Linked DNA regions of Homo sapiens: region 2 is linked to region 1. Evidence: read pairs that join two places in POLR2A ChIA-PET (ENCODE). Cell type or tissue: Panc1. All regions are shown on one strand. Links, peaks and the distances in the headings refer to the core of each region. The heading gives the core; the rest is flanking DNA. Region 1 has its middle 26 kb from the start of B3GNT7. Region 2 holds the start of ARMC9 (armadillo repeat containing 9).

Evidence for each region. ChIA-PET counts read pairs that join two places held together with the same protein. Peaks named below come from ENCODE experiments on the same cell type or tissue, not always from the same donor. Only the 100,000 strongest peaks of a DNase experiment are listed, where the experiment ranks them.
Region 2: POLR2A ChIA-PET joins it to region 1 with 12 read pairs; 5 of 35 experiments call an interaction of 5 or more read pairs at or near these places.

The regions. Positions count from the first base shown.
Region 1 is chr2:231,417,576-231,425,902 of GRCh38, forward strand. No RefSeq gene overlaps it. Among named protein-coding and RNA genes, the nearest start is that of B3GNT7, 26 kb to the left of the region's middle. RefSeq lists enhancers at 865-1,366, 2,828-3,328. In Panc1, for the core only: no CTCF peak of the experiment used is centred there; no DNase peak of the experiment used is centred there; H3K27ac peaks cover 330 bases.
Region 2 is chr2:231,193,556-231,201,882 of GRCh38, forward strand. ARMC9 (armadillo repeat containing 9) reads left to right here and starts at 5,076. Exons shown (of 25, transcript NM_001352754.2): 1 at 5,076-5,143. RefSeq lists a silencer at 4,882-5,221. In Panc1, for the core only: no CTCF peak of the experiment used is centred there; a DNase peak (open chromatin) is centred at 5,005; H3K4me3 peaks cover 3,591 bases; H3K27ac peaks cover 2,062 bases.

The DNA.
Region 1 (8,327 bases), core at 171-8,170:
AATTGCTTAAACCCGGGAGGCAGAGGTTGCAGTGAGCCGAGATTGTGCCACTGTACTCCAGCCTTGGTGACATAGTGAGATTCTGTCTCAAAAAAAAAAGAAAAGTATGGTTCAAATAAACAAAAGGAATAGAGTCAAAAAGAAAGGAAGCCAGGTGTGGCACACACCTGTACTCCCATCTATTAGGGAGGCTAAGGTAGGAGGCTCACTTGAGCCCAGGAATTCAAAGCTGCAGTGAGCTGTGACCATCGCACTGCACTCCAGCCTGTGCGACAGAGCCAGACCCTGTCTCTAAAAATAAAGAAAACCCATATGCTCTCATAATCCAGGAACAATTGGAAAGAGTTATCAGTCACCTTCCCAGAGTCTCTGGAGACCATTTGGGCAGTAAGTTCTTTCAGGCAGTAAGGTCTTTCAAACTCCCAAGAAACAACTAGTTCTAGCCTATGAGCCCATTTTTGCCATGGCAAAAAATGACAAGCTCTCCAATTCATTGTATGAAATTAATATAACACTGATCCCAAAGCCAGCAAATAGAGCACAGTTAAATTACCCCTGAATCCCACAAACTGCATTGTAGCCAGAAGCCGCCTTGCTATCCTGGTCTCATAGCTTTCAGGTATTTGGCTCCTCATTTGTTCCTAAATCCTACTGACAGGGACATGAGGCGGGAAAAAAAAAAAAAAAAAGAATCTGCCAAAGATGGCCGGACTTCAGGGGAAGATTACCTACCCCACATCCCCCTTAACAGCTCCCCTTCCCACTGAAAGCCTTTTTTTTTTTTTTTTTTTTTTTTTTGAGAAGGAGTTTCACTCTGTCGCCCAGGCTGGAGTGCAGTGACACATGCCCTCCAGGCCCAGCTAATTTTTGTATTTTCGGCTCACTGCAACCTCTGCCTCCCAGGTTCAAGCAATTCTCCTGCCTCAGCCTCCCGAGTAGCGGGGACTACAGGCACGCGCCACCACACCCAGCTAATTTTTGTATTTTTAGTGGAGATGGGGTTTCACCATGTTGGCCAGGATGGTCTCCATCTCTTGACCTCGTGATCCGCCCGCCTCAGCCTCCCAACGTGCTGGGATTACAGGTGTGAGCCACGGTGCCCAAACCGAGCCATTTTCATTGGCAATAAAATCTCCCACATTTACTATCCTTCAATTCGTTCGTGTGACCTCATTTTTCCTGGATGCCGGACAAGAGCTTAGGAGCCACAAGTGTGGATACGAAAGGCTGTCACACTGGCCCTTCGCCCTCGCTAGCAGAGGGCAGCCATGGGCCCACTGAGAGCTGTTAACACTTAAGCCGTCCGTGGACAGCAGAGCTAAAAGAGCACTCTAACATGGCCTCCGGGGCCCCGGGAGTCGCAGGCACCCTGCCTGGACGCTGTTGTGGGGCCTGAACGAAGTTCACTGCTGCCGGCGCCCAAAAGCGCTCGCTCCAGCTCCTGCACCTGCTCAACTGTGTGCTCCCTTTCACGAGGGTCGGAATGCGGTGGATCTGAGAGAGTGGAGTCTGATCCCGCCCGCACTGAAACAGCTGGCTGGTTCCAGCACTCCTGCGCTCCAGTTCCCGCCTCGTTTGCTGTGTGCTCCCTCCCACCAGCAGTTGAGAGCAGTGGGCTAAGTAAACTAGGCACCCCTGTCCAAAGTCCTGAGAAGGGCTCAAGGAACTATCCTGCTTCACTATTGATCAGTGGTCTCCCTGTCAGGGGCAGATCCGGCCTTCTCTTCTCAAATTATCCTGGGTGATAATACCCATTGGGTTTGTCTCCTGGGTGATTCCCTCCACGGCTGAACCTCACCCACTACCTTCTCGTCAGTGTCATTGACTCTGCACACAGGTTACTGTTGCTCACCCACCACTGGTGCCTCTGACCCTTCTAGGACCATCTAGGTTCCCCCTGAGTAACTCAGGGGCATTGCTGACCAGCTGTGGACCAGAAGGCTCCCTTAGGGCACGTGCTGCATGGTAGGGCTAACTGTGGCTGTCCCCCAAGACCTGTGGGGTCAGGCCCTTCCCTCTGATGTTGGGGTTGGGGACCTTGCAGCGGAGTCAGAGGGAGAAGCTTCGTGTTCCCTCCACCCCAGGATCCTCCACCGAAGTAAGTAATTTGACACAGAGGAAACCAGATGCACAAAAATTAAAAGGATAAACCGTAATTCAGCTAAAATACCCAAGGGTTGAAATTGCCAAAGGACGTGCAAAATTCAAGGAAAAAAAGATACGAAAGTGGGCCGGGCGCGGTGGCTCACACCTGTAATCCCAGCACTTTGGGAGGCCGAGGCGGGTGGATCACGAGGTCAGGAGATCGAGACCATCCTGGCTAACATGGTGAAACCACGTCTCTACTAAAAAAAATACAAAAAAAAATTAGCTGGGCGCGGTCCGGGCGCCTGTAGTCCCAGCTACTCGGGAGACTGAGGCAGGAGAATGGCGTGAACCCGGGATGCGGAGCTTGCAGTGAGCCGAGATCGCGCCAGTGCACTCCAGCCTGGGCGACAGAGAGAGACTCTGTCTCAAAAAAAAAAAAAAAAAAAAAGATACAGAAGTGAAATAATAAAGGTAAAGGAATGAGATAGCCAGGAAAAGATAAGCCAACTTAAACAGAAAAGCTAGGAGGAGCCAGGTAACTCAGAATGGTAGGTGTGCTAGATTGAACAATGTGTGTCTAAAGTCACACACAAACAAAACAATTTCGACCTATGTGTTTTAAAATTAAAAAACAAGAAGTAGCTGGGCACAATGGCTCACACCTGTAATCCCAACACTTTGGGAGGCCCAGGTGGGAGGATTGTTTGAACCTGGGAGTTCAAGACCAGCCTGGGAGACCCATCTCTACAAAAAATTTAAAAGATGAGCCCTGCGTGGTGGTGCACACCTGTGGTTCCAGCTATCAGGGAAGCTGAGGCAGGAGGATCGCTTGAGCCCAGGAAGTCGAGGCTGTAGTGAGCCATGTTTGCACCACTACACTCCAGCCTGGATGACAGAGCAAGACCCTGTCTCAAAAAGGAAAAAAGAGAAACCAAAAGGACCTCCATAAAACAAGAAGTAGCAGGCAGTTGGGTGCAGTGGCTCACCCTGTAATCCCAGCACTTTGGGAAGCTCCCTTGAGCCCAGGAGTTCCAGACAAGCCTGGGCAACATCGTGAGACTCCATCTCTACAAAAAATTCAAAAATCAGCCAACGCGGTGGTGCACCCTTGTAGCCCTAGCTACTCAGCAGGTTGAGGCAGAAGGATCGCTTGAGCCCAGGAGTTCAAGGTTACAGTGAGCTATGATCGTGCCACTACACTCCAGCCTGAGCAATAGAGCAAGACCTTGTCTCAAAAAAAAAAAAAAAAAAAAAAAGTAGCAGACAAAGAGCATGAGCTCATAAAGGGTCATCTGGACTGAAATCTGGGGGTGAAGGAGAGGGCAGGGCCCCAGCACCCCAGCAGCCTGGACACACTCCTGCGCCAGGTGCAGCCCCCTTTTCAGGGGATGAATGGGGGACTTGTCTTCCTCTGCATTCCTTGACCAGCCTGAGTGCCAGCCTCACCTCACTGGCGCTGGAGGAAAAGCAGTGGCCTACGGAGACCCCAGTCCCAGGCTGGCTCCTGTTCTTGCTCCAGACAGAACTTTTGAAGCCCTTGGTGTTGCTAAAAGTGCTTGTTTCTTGGCCCCGCTCCTCTCACTCTGGGGACTAGGAGGGCTGAGGCTGTTATCCAGGTTGACAGGGACTGCTTTGTCCCTCGGTCAGGGCTCTGTCCTCACAACCTTTCCGGGCCTTCTCAGAGTCTGTGGGCCACCCATTTGGCCACCCACACTGCTGAGGGTCACCGGGCAGAAAATGCGGAGTTTCTGCATTCCATTTGAAGCTGCTTGGTGTTCCGTCTGAACAAACCATGGTGTATTTAACCAGCCTCTGTGGATGGACGGTGCTAGATCAGTCCTTGTTAATGTAACATCACTCCCATCCCCTTCTACATCTCCCTGCATTTCCAGAGCCCCTTTCCAGTATGTCCTAGGCTGAATTCTGCCCATGAAGGAAGCAGAAGCCATTGGTCTCCAGCAGCTACTATGGTTAGGCAGCAAAACTCATGGCAGACTCCTTTCCTCGGCTTCTGGGCATCACCCTGCATGACCCCCACTGCAGTGCTATAAGCAGCTGAGATCCAGCCAGACACAGTGGCTCACACCTGTAATCCCAGCACTTTGGGAGGCCAAGGCTGGCGGATCACTTGAGGTCAGGAGTTCGAGACCAGCCTGAGATCCTTGGTGACAGCTTCCGGCAGCTCCAGGTGTCCCCCTGGGCATCATGTGCTTTGGCCCTGCCAGCACCGAGGATCACTGGTGATGACTTCCCTGCCATCTCCTAACTTCTAGAACTTTCCTGGCCTTTCCTCTCCCAGCCCTTCCAATGCTTCTCTTTCTGCTCAAAATACCTAGAGTGGCTTCTGTTTTCTTGATTGAACCCTGACTGCTACAAACAATACCCTCGCATATCCTGCACATGCCAGGAACACATGCCAGTCTATCTGTAGTATAAGTTACTAGAAGTCAAATTTTCAGGTCAGTTTCAAGGTTGCTGGTGTATTAGTTTGCTAGGGCTGCCATAACAGAGAACCACAGACTGGGTGGCTTAAACAACGGAAAATTTATTTCCTCACAGTCTGAGGCTGAAGTCTGAGATTAAGATGTTGGCAGAGTTAGTTTCACTCTATGGGTGTATGTGTCCAAATTTCCTCTTCTTATAAAGACATCTGTCATATTGGATTAGGGCCCCACCCTAACAATCTCATTTTAACTTAATTCCCTCTTTAAAGACCCTGTCTCCAAATACAGTCACATTCTGAGGTACTGGAGGTTAGGACTTCAGCGTGTGAATTTTGAGGGGATGCAACTCAGTCCATAACAGATAACTAGCTATTCCCAACTCACCCTCCCTGGCAATTGTCCCAAACAGCAGGTACATGAAATGTGTCAGCAAACCTGGTGATCATCACCAATCTAACAGGTAAGAAAATGCACATAGTGTTGTTTTAATTTGCATTTCTCCTACTCTGAGTGACATTAACATCTTTTCATGTGTTTGAATCATTCATATTTCCTTTCCTGAGAAAGATTTGTACAGGACAATTTTCTAGGTGACCTTAAACCAGCCCGGTTCTCCCATCTTTCTTGCTTGTAGTTCTGAAAATTAACTGTAGAATGTGCTAGAAATGCAACATCTTGAGATAAGGGGGAGCTGGCCAGAACTGCTCAGGCTCTGTTCCAGTTCCGCCTTAGAAACAGGGTGGCTCATGCCTGTAATCCCAGCACTTTGGGAGGCCAAGGCAGGCAGATCACCTGAGGTCAGGAGTTCAAGACTAGCCTGGCCAACATGGTGAAACCCCGTCTCTACCAAAAATACAAAAAATTAGCCAGGCATGGTGGCAGGCACCTGTAATCCCAGCTACTCGGGAGGCTGAGGCAGAAGAATTGCTTAAACCCGGGAGGTGGAGGTTGCGGTGAGCCAAGATCGCACCACTGTACTCCAGCCTGGGCAACAAGAGCGAGACTCTGTCTCAAAAAAAAAAAAAAGAAAAGAAACAGGGTGTCCTTCAACACTGTAGCTCAGCCACTCACAGAGCATAAAGCTCAGGGCAGGCTGCTTTTCAGGGTTCTTCAGCCATGGTGCAGGTGGGACGCATGAAGTCAAGATTCCATCAGCCCTGGGCAGCTGGCCTGAGCCTGGGGAACTGGCTCTGAATGAATCCTAGGCCTCTGTTGCCCCTTGCTGCCAATCTGTAATAAATCCTCATCGTGTAACTGGGTACATGTGAGTGTGTTCCGTCTCACCAGATGCCGACAAGTTGGTAAGCCGCGCACGGTGAGCCTGCTTCGCGGTTGGTTCATATCCTTTGCCTATTTTTCTATTGGCTTATTTGTCTTTGTCTTTGTCTTTTTTTCCATTGCGACACCTACTAAAATGGGATTGACTTTTACTTATTTGTTGAAGGGGTTCATTAAAGACATTTATCTGATATGCACTGAAAATATTTTTCCATTTGTCATCTATCTTTTGACTTTGTTCATAATTTTTCTGTGATACAGTGATATTTTAATGTAAATTTTCCATCTTTTCCTTAATGGCTTCTAGGTACTATGTCGTTATTCTTAGAAAGTCCTCTCCTACCCAAAAAGCACTGAAAATTTAAAAATTAAAAACAAGACTGGACGTGGTGGCTCACACCCGTAATCCCAGCAATTTGGGAGGCCGAGGCGGGTGGGTCACGAGGTCAGGAGTTTGAGACCAGCCTGGCCAGCATGATGAAACCCCGTCTCTACTAAAAATACAAAAATCAGCCGGGCCTGGTGGCGCATGCCTGTAATCCCAGCTACTAGGGAGGCTGAGGCAGGAGAATTGCTTGATCCTGGGGGGCGGAGGTTGCAGTGAGCCGAGATCGCGCCATTGCACTCCAGCTCTGGGCAACAGAGCAAGACTCTGTCTTGGAAAAAATAAATAAATAAAAATTAAATTTAAAAAGCTCTTTCCAACTTTAAGTTATAAAATAAATTTTCCATATTTTCTTCTAGTACTGTCATATTTCACTTTTTACATTAACATATTTGATCCACCTGAAATGTATTTTAATATAAGACATGAGGTATTGCTGGGCGTGGTGGCTCATGCCTGTAATCTCAGCACTTTTGGAGGCCAAGGCAGGATGATCACTTGATTCCAGGAGCACAAGATCAGCCTGAGCAACATAGTGACACCCCATTTCTACAAATAATAGTCTAAAAATATTAGCCAGGAGTGGTGGTGTGTGCCTGTGGTCCTAGCTACTCAGGAGACTGACAGGAGTATCACCTGAACCTGGGAGCAGTGAGCCATGATCACACCACTGCACTCCAGCCTGGGTGACAGAGTGAGACCCTGTCTCAAAAAAAAAAGATATTAATATAATTTTTCCTCTAGGCAGATGGTATTCCAGTTACGCCAACACCAGTGGAAGTGGCAGATTTATTACGTACTGAATTATCGTGTGGACTTGGGTCTAATTCCATGTTTCCTGGGCACATTTGAGACCTCTGCACTTCTCAAACCTCTGACTCTGACATCTCCCCTCTTTTCATCAGATGACCTTGCCTTTTAATTCAAAGAGCACGTGGAAGGACTCGTGGGAAGAGCACCTCCAGTTTAAAAACAAAAGACCCATCCCCTGCTTGCCTCCACCTGAGTCTCAGAGCCCACCCTTCCCAAGCGCTTAGGACCACTGTCTCTCTTCTGTGGTCAACATCCATTGCTCCACTAATCCTTCTCCATAGCCTTTTCTTTTCTTTTCTTTTCTTTTTTTTTTTTTTTTTTGAGACGGGGTCTCATTCTGTTGCCCAGGCTGGAGTGCAGTGGTGCCATCTCGGCTCACTGCAACCTTTGCCTCCCAGGTTCAAGCGATTCTCACACCTCAGCCTCCCAAGTAGCTGAGATTACAGGCACCTGCCAACACGCCCAGCTAATTTTTGTATTTTTAGTAGAGACAGGGTTTCACCATGCTGGCCTCGAACTCCTGACCTTATGTGACCCGCCCACCTCAGCCCCCCAAAGTGCTGGGATTGCAGGCCTGAGCCACCGCGCCTAGCTCCATGGCCTTTTAAATGGGCTCAAGACTTTTACGTGTTGAAAACAAACAAAAACAAGAAACTCCTTCAACCCCATGAACCTCTTCAGCTGTGTCCCTACTCTCATCCCACAGCCACATTCCCTGAGGGAATTGTAGTCTCTGCAGTCCCGTTCCCCAGTTACTCCTCAAGACCCTGCACCCCGCTCATCCAGAGTCAGAAATAGTGGAGAGTTCTTGGTCTTGCTTGGTGTCTGGTCTGTCCTCCCAGCTCTGAACGACCACATCCTCTGCCAACATCAAGCAGGACTTCAGCTGGACAGGATGTGGCTCATGACAGCCACTTTCACATGGTTCCCAGAAGGGGAGCCAAAGGGTAGGAGGTCTCAGAGGTGGCAGCCTTCAGTCTCCTGCGAGAGGGAGAGGAGCCGCTGGTCTTCTCTTCCGCAAGTGACCAGTCAGGAGTCCGAGTCCACCCACAGAGGTTGCAGAAAGCAACAGGGCTTGCTCCAAAAGCCTGAACATCACTGGGGTCTGGGGCTGTAAGGGGGTACCGGGGGGCTCATGAGAGGGCAGTGTAAGTGCCTTCCTGCCCATCTTCAAGCCAGGCCCTGGAGCCAGCCACCTGCCTCAGCAATTTCCCCATTGCCAGTTCCAGGCCAGGTGAGACTCGTAAAATCACTCACAAAGCAGAATGTGTAGTCAGAGCTGGGGAAGCACCAGCCTGAGGGGCAGGAGGCTAAAGTCA
Region 2 (8,327 bases), core at 161-8,160, 220 kb before region 1:
ATAGTAGTTTAATTATTTTTAAACTGTATCAAACCGTATCTATTTGTTCCATATCACACCTAGTCACGGGGATGATACAATTCAGAACCAACCCAGATCCTTGACAACTTGAGCTGCTGGTAAGAAGCCAGCTACTTCTGTATTTATTATAAGAAAATGAACCACCACCCCCATTGCTGAGGCCACTTTTAGTTGATATGACATTGTGAAATAAGAAAAATATATAATTAGGCCGGGTACGGTGGCTCACACCTGTAATCCTAGCACTTTGAGAGGCTGAGGCGGGCAGATCACCTGAGGTCAGGAGTTCGAGACCAGCCTGGCCAACATGGTGAAACCCTGTCTCTACTAAAAATACAAAAACTAGGTGGGCGTGGGGGGCACGCACCTGTAATCACAGCTACTCGGGAGGCTGAGGCAGGAGAATCATTTGAACCCAAGAAGCAGAGGTTGCAGTGAGCTGAGATTGCACCACTGCACTCCAGCCTGGGTGACAACAGCAAAACTCTGTCTAACAAAAAAAAAAAAAAAAAGAAAGAAAGAAAAAGAAAGGAAAAATATATAATTGATCTCTGCCCCTGGCTCCTGGCACAGAGCTCCTAAAATTCTTGTCATTTCCTGAGTGATGGGGCACTAGGTGGATCTTTTTGTTCTATTTGGTCTTTGTCCCTTGCTCCTGATAAAGGGTCCTAATCCCTTGGAATTTCATGGGTGATGGGAACATCTAGTATTCTAATGAGATGACTCTTGGTGGGCTGGTCACCAGAAAAACCAAGCCAAGGTTAGAAGCTTGGAACTTTCAGCCCCATCCCCATCTTCTGGGATGGGGAGAAAAGCCAGAGATTGAGTTGATAATTGATTGTGCCGACCAGGCGCAGTGGCTCACGCCTGTAATCCCAGCACTTTGGGAGGCCAAGGCAGGCAGATCACCTGAGATCGGAAGTTCGAGACCAGCCTGACCAACATGGAGAAACCCTGTCTCTACTAAAAATACAAAATCAGCTGGGCGTGGTGGCGCATGCCTGTAATCCCAGCTACTTGGGAGGCTGAGGCAGGAGAATCGTTTGAACCCCGGAGGCGGAGGTTGCAGTGAGCTGAGATTGCACCATTGCACTCCAGCCTGGGCAACAAAGAGTGAAACTCCGTCTCAAAAATAATAATAATAATAATAACAATCGATTGTGCCTGCATTACGAAGCCTCTGTAAAAATCCCTCAACCACAGCGTTTGAAGAGCTTCTAGACTGCTGAACCATGGAGGTACCTGGAGTGGGCATGGAAGGTCTGCGCCCCCATCCTTTGCCCTGGGTACCATCTCATCTGGCTGTTTATCTGTAACCTTTGTCACATTCTTTATAATGAGCCAGTACATGTGAGTGTTTCCTTCTATGAGCCATCCTAGTAAATTAATGGAACCCTCATTTATAGCCATTTGGTTAGAAGTACAGATGACAACTGCTACTTTTGACTGGCATCTGAGGTGGGGGACAGTCTTGTGGGACTGAGCCTTTGACCTATGGGATCTGATTCTAACTCCAGTCATTAGCTAGTATCAGAATTGAATTGTAGGACAACCAGTTAGTGTCTGCTGGATAGTTGCTTAGTGTGTAAGGAAAAACCTCCACACATCTGCTGTCAGAAGCATTGTGTTGAGGACGGGCATGGTGGCTCACACCTATAATCCCAGCACTTTGGGAGGCCAAAGCGGGAGGATCGCTTGAGCCTAGGCGTTCGAGACCAGCCTGGGCAACAAAGTGGGACCCCACCTCTAAGGAAAAAAAAAAAAAGAAAAAGCCGAGCATAGTGGTGCGTGCTTGTGGTCCCAGCAGCTACTTGGGAGGCTGAGGCAGGAGGATCACTTGAGCCTGGAAGCTGAGGCTGCAGCAAGCTATGACTGTGCCACTTCACTCTAGCCTGGGCAACAGAGTTAGACTCTGTCTCAAAAAAAAAAAAATGTGTTGAGTGTGAGAAGAGTAAAAGCAGTCAGTTTGGTTTTTCCTATCTCAAACAGACATATAGAAATTGTGTCTATGTTAGTCTGGTCTCTTTTGGTTGCAAGTGACAGAAACCCAACTTGAACCAGTTTATTAATTAAAATAATTTTTTTTTTGTACAGACGGATTTTTTTTTTTTGTACAGATGGATGTTGCTATGTTGTGTAGGCTGGTCTGAAACTCCTGGCCTCAAGCAATTCTCCCACCTTGGCCTCCCAAAGTGCTGGGATTACAGGCATGAGCCACCATGCAGGTCCAAACTAGTTGAAATTAAAAAGATGGTTGAAGTCGGGTGCAGTAATATGTATAATCCCAGCACTTTGGGAGGCTGAGGCAGGCAGATGGCTTGAGCTCAGGAGTTTGAGACCAGCCTGGGCAACATGGCAAAACTCCGTCTCTATAAAAAGTACAAAAATTAGCTGAGCGTGGTGGCACATGCCTGTAATCTCAGCTATGAGGGAGGCTGAGGTGGGAGGATTGTTTGAGCCCAGGAGGCAGAGGTTGCAGCAAGCTGAGATTGCGCCACTGCACTCCAGCCTGGGTGACAGAGTAAGACCCTGTCTCAAAAAAATAAAAAATTTAAAAGACAGTTGATTGGAAGGATGCTGGAGGAGCTGTAAGAATAAGTGCAGCTCCAGGGAACTCAGATCCTGGGACCAGGGATTTGATGTCCCCAGCACTTTCTTTGCATTTCTCTAGGTAATGGCTTCATCTTCTCAGTCTTTCCCATGTAGTGAATGCTGTAGGCTGCCCTGGAGTCTCACTTTACAATAACCTGACCACACTTCAACAGCAAAATCCCAGGGAAGGACTATCATTGGCTTTGCTTGGCTCACATGCCCATCCTGGACCCATCACTGAGGCCAGAGGGATGGGGTAAGATTGGTCCAGTTTGGACCATCTGCCCATCCTGTGGTGAGGGATGGGGTATGTTACCAGAAGGGAGAGGGGAGGTAGACAGACAAAGACAATAGCCACCACAATGACCATAATCCCGGCAGTCAGGCAAATGCACTCAGGAGGGAAAGCAAAGCAGGTGGGGTGTTCACGGCAGCTCAGAGCCCAGGGTCCAGAGACACGGAGACCTGGGTTTAGTCCTGGTCTCCTCAGTGGTGTAAACTTTGAGGAGTTTCTTAATCCCGTATGCCTCATGTTGTTCATCTTGCCAAAGACAAAACAGACAGCTCTAATCTCAGCTAATCAACCATGAGACAAAGAATGAGAAGCTGAAAAGTCTGTCCTTGGCCTTGCCGGCAGACTCAGGCAGAAGGGAAAAGGTCTGCATTTGTCCTTGTCACAGGTAAACAAGGGGGTCATCCGTGCATCATATGGGAGGCATGAGAAAGACAGGACTGTGGGTCTGATGAAGTCATATGTGGAAGGGTAGTTCTTTCTGATAAGCTACTTCCCAGAACACAAAAGTGTGGAGGATTTTAGAAAACAAAAGGTTTGGGGGTGCGTGGGTGAGATTTCTTAACTGTGGCTGTTTTCTAAGAGCACACAGCTCAGGTTAATTACAACATTGTCAATCAGTAAAATGCTGAAAATATTATTCATCTCATAGATGTGGTGTGAGAATTAAAAACTTTTTTTTTTTTGAGACAGAGTCTCACTCTGTTGCCCAGGCTGGAGTACAGTGGCGTGATCTCGGCTCACTGAAACCTCCATCTTCCGGGTTCAAGGATTCTCCTGCCTCAGCTTCCCGAGTGGCTGGGACTACAGGCACATGCCAATACGCCCAGCTAATTTTTGTATTTTTAGTAGAGACAGGTTTCACCATGTTGGCCAGGCTGGTCTGAAACTTGTGACCTTAGGTGATCCATCTGCCTTGGCCTCCCAAGTGCTGGGATTACAGGTGTGAGCCACCGTGCCGGGCCTGGTGTGAGAACTAAAGAAAACAATCTATATGATTCACTTAGCACAATGCTGGGCACACATATAGGCTGCACGTTTTGCAAACAAAAATACAGAACAATATAACATCCTACATGCACAATAAAATGAAGCAGTTTTTGGGATTTACTTACACTAAAACATTATCTAAAATTTACATTTAACTGTGTGTTCTATATTTTGTCTGGCATCTCCCGGCATACAGTTGTGTTGACGATAAATATTATGGCCATGGATTGAAGATTTATTTTCAATCCATATTACCTGGACAGAAGATAGGGCTCTCTTCTACTAAATACAGCTTTTTTTCTTTTGGAAGACAATCCACTGGCAGGGTTGGGGACTGGGGAAGTGGTGGCCACAGCCCATCTTAGGGCTTCTTCAAAGGCGAGCTGACCTACCTTCTCCGTGCCCCATTCCCTGTCTCTGGCCCTGGTAGCCTCCTCCTTCTTGGAAGCATGGAGGTGGAAACACTGAGGTGGCAACGAGAGACTCCCACGGAATCTCAACGCCTGGAGGGGAGGGATTTTCTATCCATGGCCATCTCTTCACCCTCCAGCACAAAGTTGGGTGACTAGCAAGTGCTCATTCAGTGCTGATGAACTTCAGTTCAAAAGCATCAGGTGCAAAGAGAGGGAAGACGTGTGCTCCTGATTTATTTTTAATAGCCCACATTTGACATGGAAAACAAAAAGTTTCTCTGAAATCCTTGGAAACCGCTGCAGTGGGGCGGGACCCTGGTCCCCGGAGCTTTAATGCACATCTTGGGCGTCACTTTTGGTTCTAAGGTGGCCCCAGGTCCCTCCTTTAAGATGGGAATAACCATGCCTGACTCTTTCCCCACGGACACCACACTGTCCTAGTTTGTGTTCTCTACGCGACCACGAGCTCCTTGAGACAAGGGGTTGAGCCTGCTCCGGCTCATCCCGAGAGCCGGCGCAGCGACTGGCGCAACGAAAGGGAAATGAACGAATGAATGAACGAACGAAAGTGGAGTGGTGGAGAGGACCACAGAAGACGCGGTCATCCAGCGCGTGAACCTTCACCACTGCTGGGCTGTGGACCCTCACTTCCGCCGCCAGGAAGTTTCGGGGTCGCCCACCTTCCCTCCCAGGCTGCTCCGCGTCGGCGGCGCCCCGCGCGATTGGCTGCGCCGCCCCCACGTGACGCCGGGGTGGCGGCGGCGGTTGCCCGGGTGACGGCTGCGGAGGTGGCGGCCGGGCTGGGATAGCGCGAGTGTCCGCGGCCGAGCAGCAGGTAAGCGCGTCCCCGGATGCAGCCGGGCCACCCTCCGCCCGCCGTCCTGGTGCTGGGAGGAGCAGCGGTGCGTTTGGAGGGCCGAGGCTCTGCGGACCTCTTGTTCCGAGGAAAAACCCGACGCGCCCGCTCCGCCGCCGCCGGATGCTACCACTTCTCGCCTGCGGTCCAGGGATCTTTCTTCGGCAAGGGCCGAGGCGGCCGCCTGGACATCCCAAGAAAGGACAGGCCCAGCTGCTTCCCGCAAGTAGTCCCTGATCTTTGCTGCAGTGGGCCATACTTGGAGGGGGTCCCTCAAGCCATCCAGCTGGTGGTGGCGGCGCGAGCGGGTTATCCGGGATTTAGATCCCCCTGATAATCTCCATCTGCTAGCCGCGTTCCTGAGGCACCCAGTTGAAGTCCAGACTTCACCTAATCTTAGGAAAAACAGGATGCGTGCTATGCAGATTCGGCTTCCATACAAATCCCATAATCCCACCCGTTTGTGGGCCCTAAATCTTTCTTATATAGGAATTCAAAAGCTGCCGCTGCAATCCCCAAATGTAACTGGAAAAGTTTTTCTTAGTTTCCGCATAAAGGAGAGCACTGGTTCTCAAACTTGAGAGTGTGTAAAAGTCACTCAGGGAGCTTGTTTAAAAGGCAGATTTCTGGGCATGGTGCCTGCCACGGTGTTCAGTAAGACCAGGGTGGAGGCAGGAATTTTCATTTGCACAAGCGTGCCAGCTGATTCTGATTTAGGTGGTCCAGACTTTGGGAAATACTGTGTAGTGGTTCTTTTCAGCCGCTTAGTCACTTACTGTGGCTGTTGGGAGTGTGTCAGACTTCCTGGGCCTCAAATTGCCTCATCTGGAATGGGAAAATATAAACTATATTCACCTGTCAGGTTTACTATGAAGGTTAAATGTAAAACATTTTGCACATTGCCTGGCATACCATATACCTTCAATAAATGATACCTATTATGATATAAAAGTTTAGAGAAAATTCTGTAATTTCTTTTTCTTTTCCTTTTTTTGAGACGGAGTCTTTCCCTGTCGCTCAGGCTGGAGTGGAGTGGCATGATCTCGGCTCACTGCAACCTCCACCTCCTGGGTTCAAGCGATTCTCTTGCCTCAGCCTCCCTGGTAGCTGGGATTACAGGTGCAGACGCCACCACGCCCGGCTAATTTTTGTATTTTTAGTAGAGATGGGGTTCCACCATGTTGATCAGGCTGGTCTCGAACTCCTGACCTCAGGTGATCCGCCTGCCTCAGCCTCCCAAAGTGTTGGGATTACAGGTGTGAGCCACTGTGCCTGGCCAATTCTGTAATTTCTAAGAATGTTGAGTAATAGGATACCCAGCAGCACTCACATTCAATGACAGTTGATCACAGCAGATACTATTTAAACGGCTTAGGGAGGTCTACTCTAAGGAGGTGATGTTTATTAGGCACAGTGGTTAACCAGGTGAAGAGAGGGAAGAGTGTTCTAGGCGGAGAGAGTAATATGCGCAAAGGCCTTGAGGTTGGCCTCAAGGTTTCAAATTCTCAGAAACTCACTTTTCCCGTTCCAGGGCCTTTAAAATGACATCCCCTCAGCTCCGGCTTCATTTATTCATTATATGCCTTGAGTACCTTTCTTGCTTACTAGACACTCTGTTAGGTTCTGGGGATATGAAGTTGAAATACAGCTCCCTGTCTTTGTGAACAGGGTTATAAGAAGTGCCAGGTGCAGTGGCTCATGCCTGTAATCCCTGCACTTTGGGTGGGTGAATCGCTTGAGGTCAGGAGTTCAAGACCAGCCTGGCCAACCTGGTGAAACCCTGTCTCTACTAAAAATACAAAAATTAGCTGGGCGTTGGTGGCGGACGCCTGTAATCCCATATACTTGGGAGGCTGAGGCAGGAGAATCACTTGAACCTGGGAGGCAGAGGTTGCAGTGAGCCAGATTGCACCTTTGCACTCCAGCCTGGGCGGCAAAAGTGAAACTCCATCTCAAAACAACAAAATTAGCTGGGCGTCATGGCGCATGCCTATAACCCCAGCTACTTGGGAGGCTGAGGTGGGAGAATCACTTGAACCCAGGAGGTGGAGGTTGCAGTGAGCCGAGATCCCGCCACTGCACTCCAGCCTGGGCAACAGAGCTAAACTCCATCTCAGAAAAAGAAAAAAAAAAAAAAGCCTTGGTAGGGAAAGAAGGGAGGGGTTTTTCATGGAAGACTTCTTGAAAAGAGATTAAATCTGGCTTGGCTTAGAATCATGAGTCATGTTTGCCTGGGGGGGCAGAGCATACATCAACCACAGGCTTAGGATCCTGGAAGAGCTTGTTGCATGGGGGAATGGCCAGGAGTTCGCTGTTGGCAGGGTCCAGTGTGGGATTGGTGGAAGGGAGCAAGGAGAGGGATCAGGTAGGGGGAGGTGGATGGATTGGAGGCATGGTCCAGAAAAAGGCTGGAGAGGTGGGTGTCCCCCAGGAGCAGCTGCCTTTCTTCTCTCCCCTTTTGCATCTGGCAGGGCTGGTGTGGTGCATGGGGAGGTGTCCTCCCTGCTCCTCATTACTGCTTCCAGATCACTACCCACTCCTTCACAAACCCCAGCTCCTTTGAAGCACATGGCAGATGCCATACCCCTTGCCAGCCCTCCCTGAGGTAGCCACTTCCCAGGGCAAGTCTCTCCAGTTCCCTTGGAGCCTCCAGCACCCGGCTGGCTGCCTATCCCTTCATCTCTTTTACTTCACTTTTGGGGGTTTCCACATCCTGGCCCCTCCAGTTTCTTCATCCTCCTTACTTGCAGGCGTCTCTTTCCTCCATCCTCCTCATCTGCCCACTCCCGTGGTCGGGAGCTTTTTAGTACTAGTCACCTTCAAAGTCTTGCCTTCAGGCATCTGTCCCACTCTCTGCCCACTCCTTTCCATCTTTCACACTCACTGGAATGTGCCTCCTTCAGCAGGTCTCAGACCCCACTGCTTCCTCACTGCTCTGCAGCCGCCTTATGTGTGTTCCCCTCCCCCATTCTTAACCTGATTAGTTCCAGTGTCCCATCGTGGTTGTACTGTTTTCCCTTTCCTCTCTCTTCTAGAAGAACCTCTCACATTGGTTAACCTAACTCAGATAGCTGAAAGTGCCTGGAGAAGAGCTGCAAAACTGTGCAGACTGATTCCATTTTAGATTCAAGTGCAGAGATCTTAAATGGACTATAATACCAGC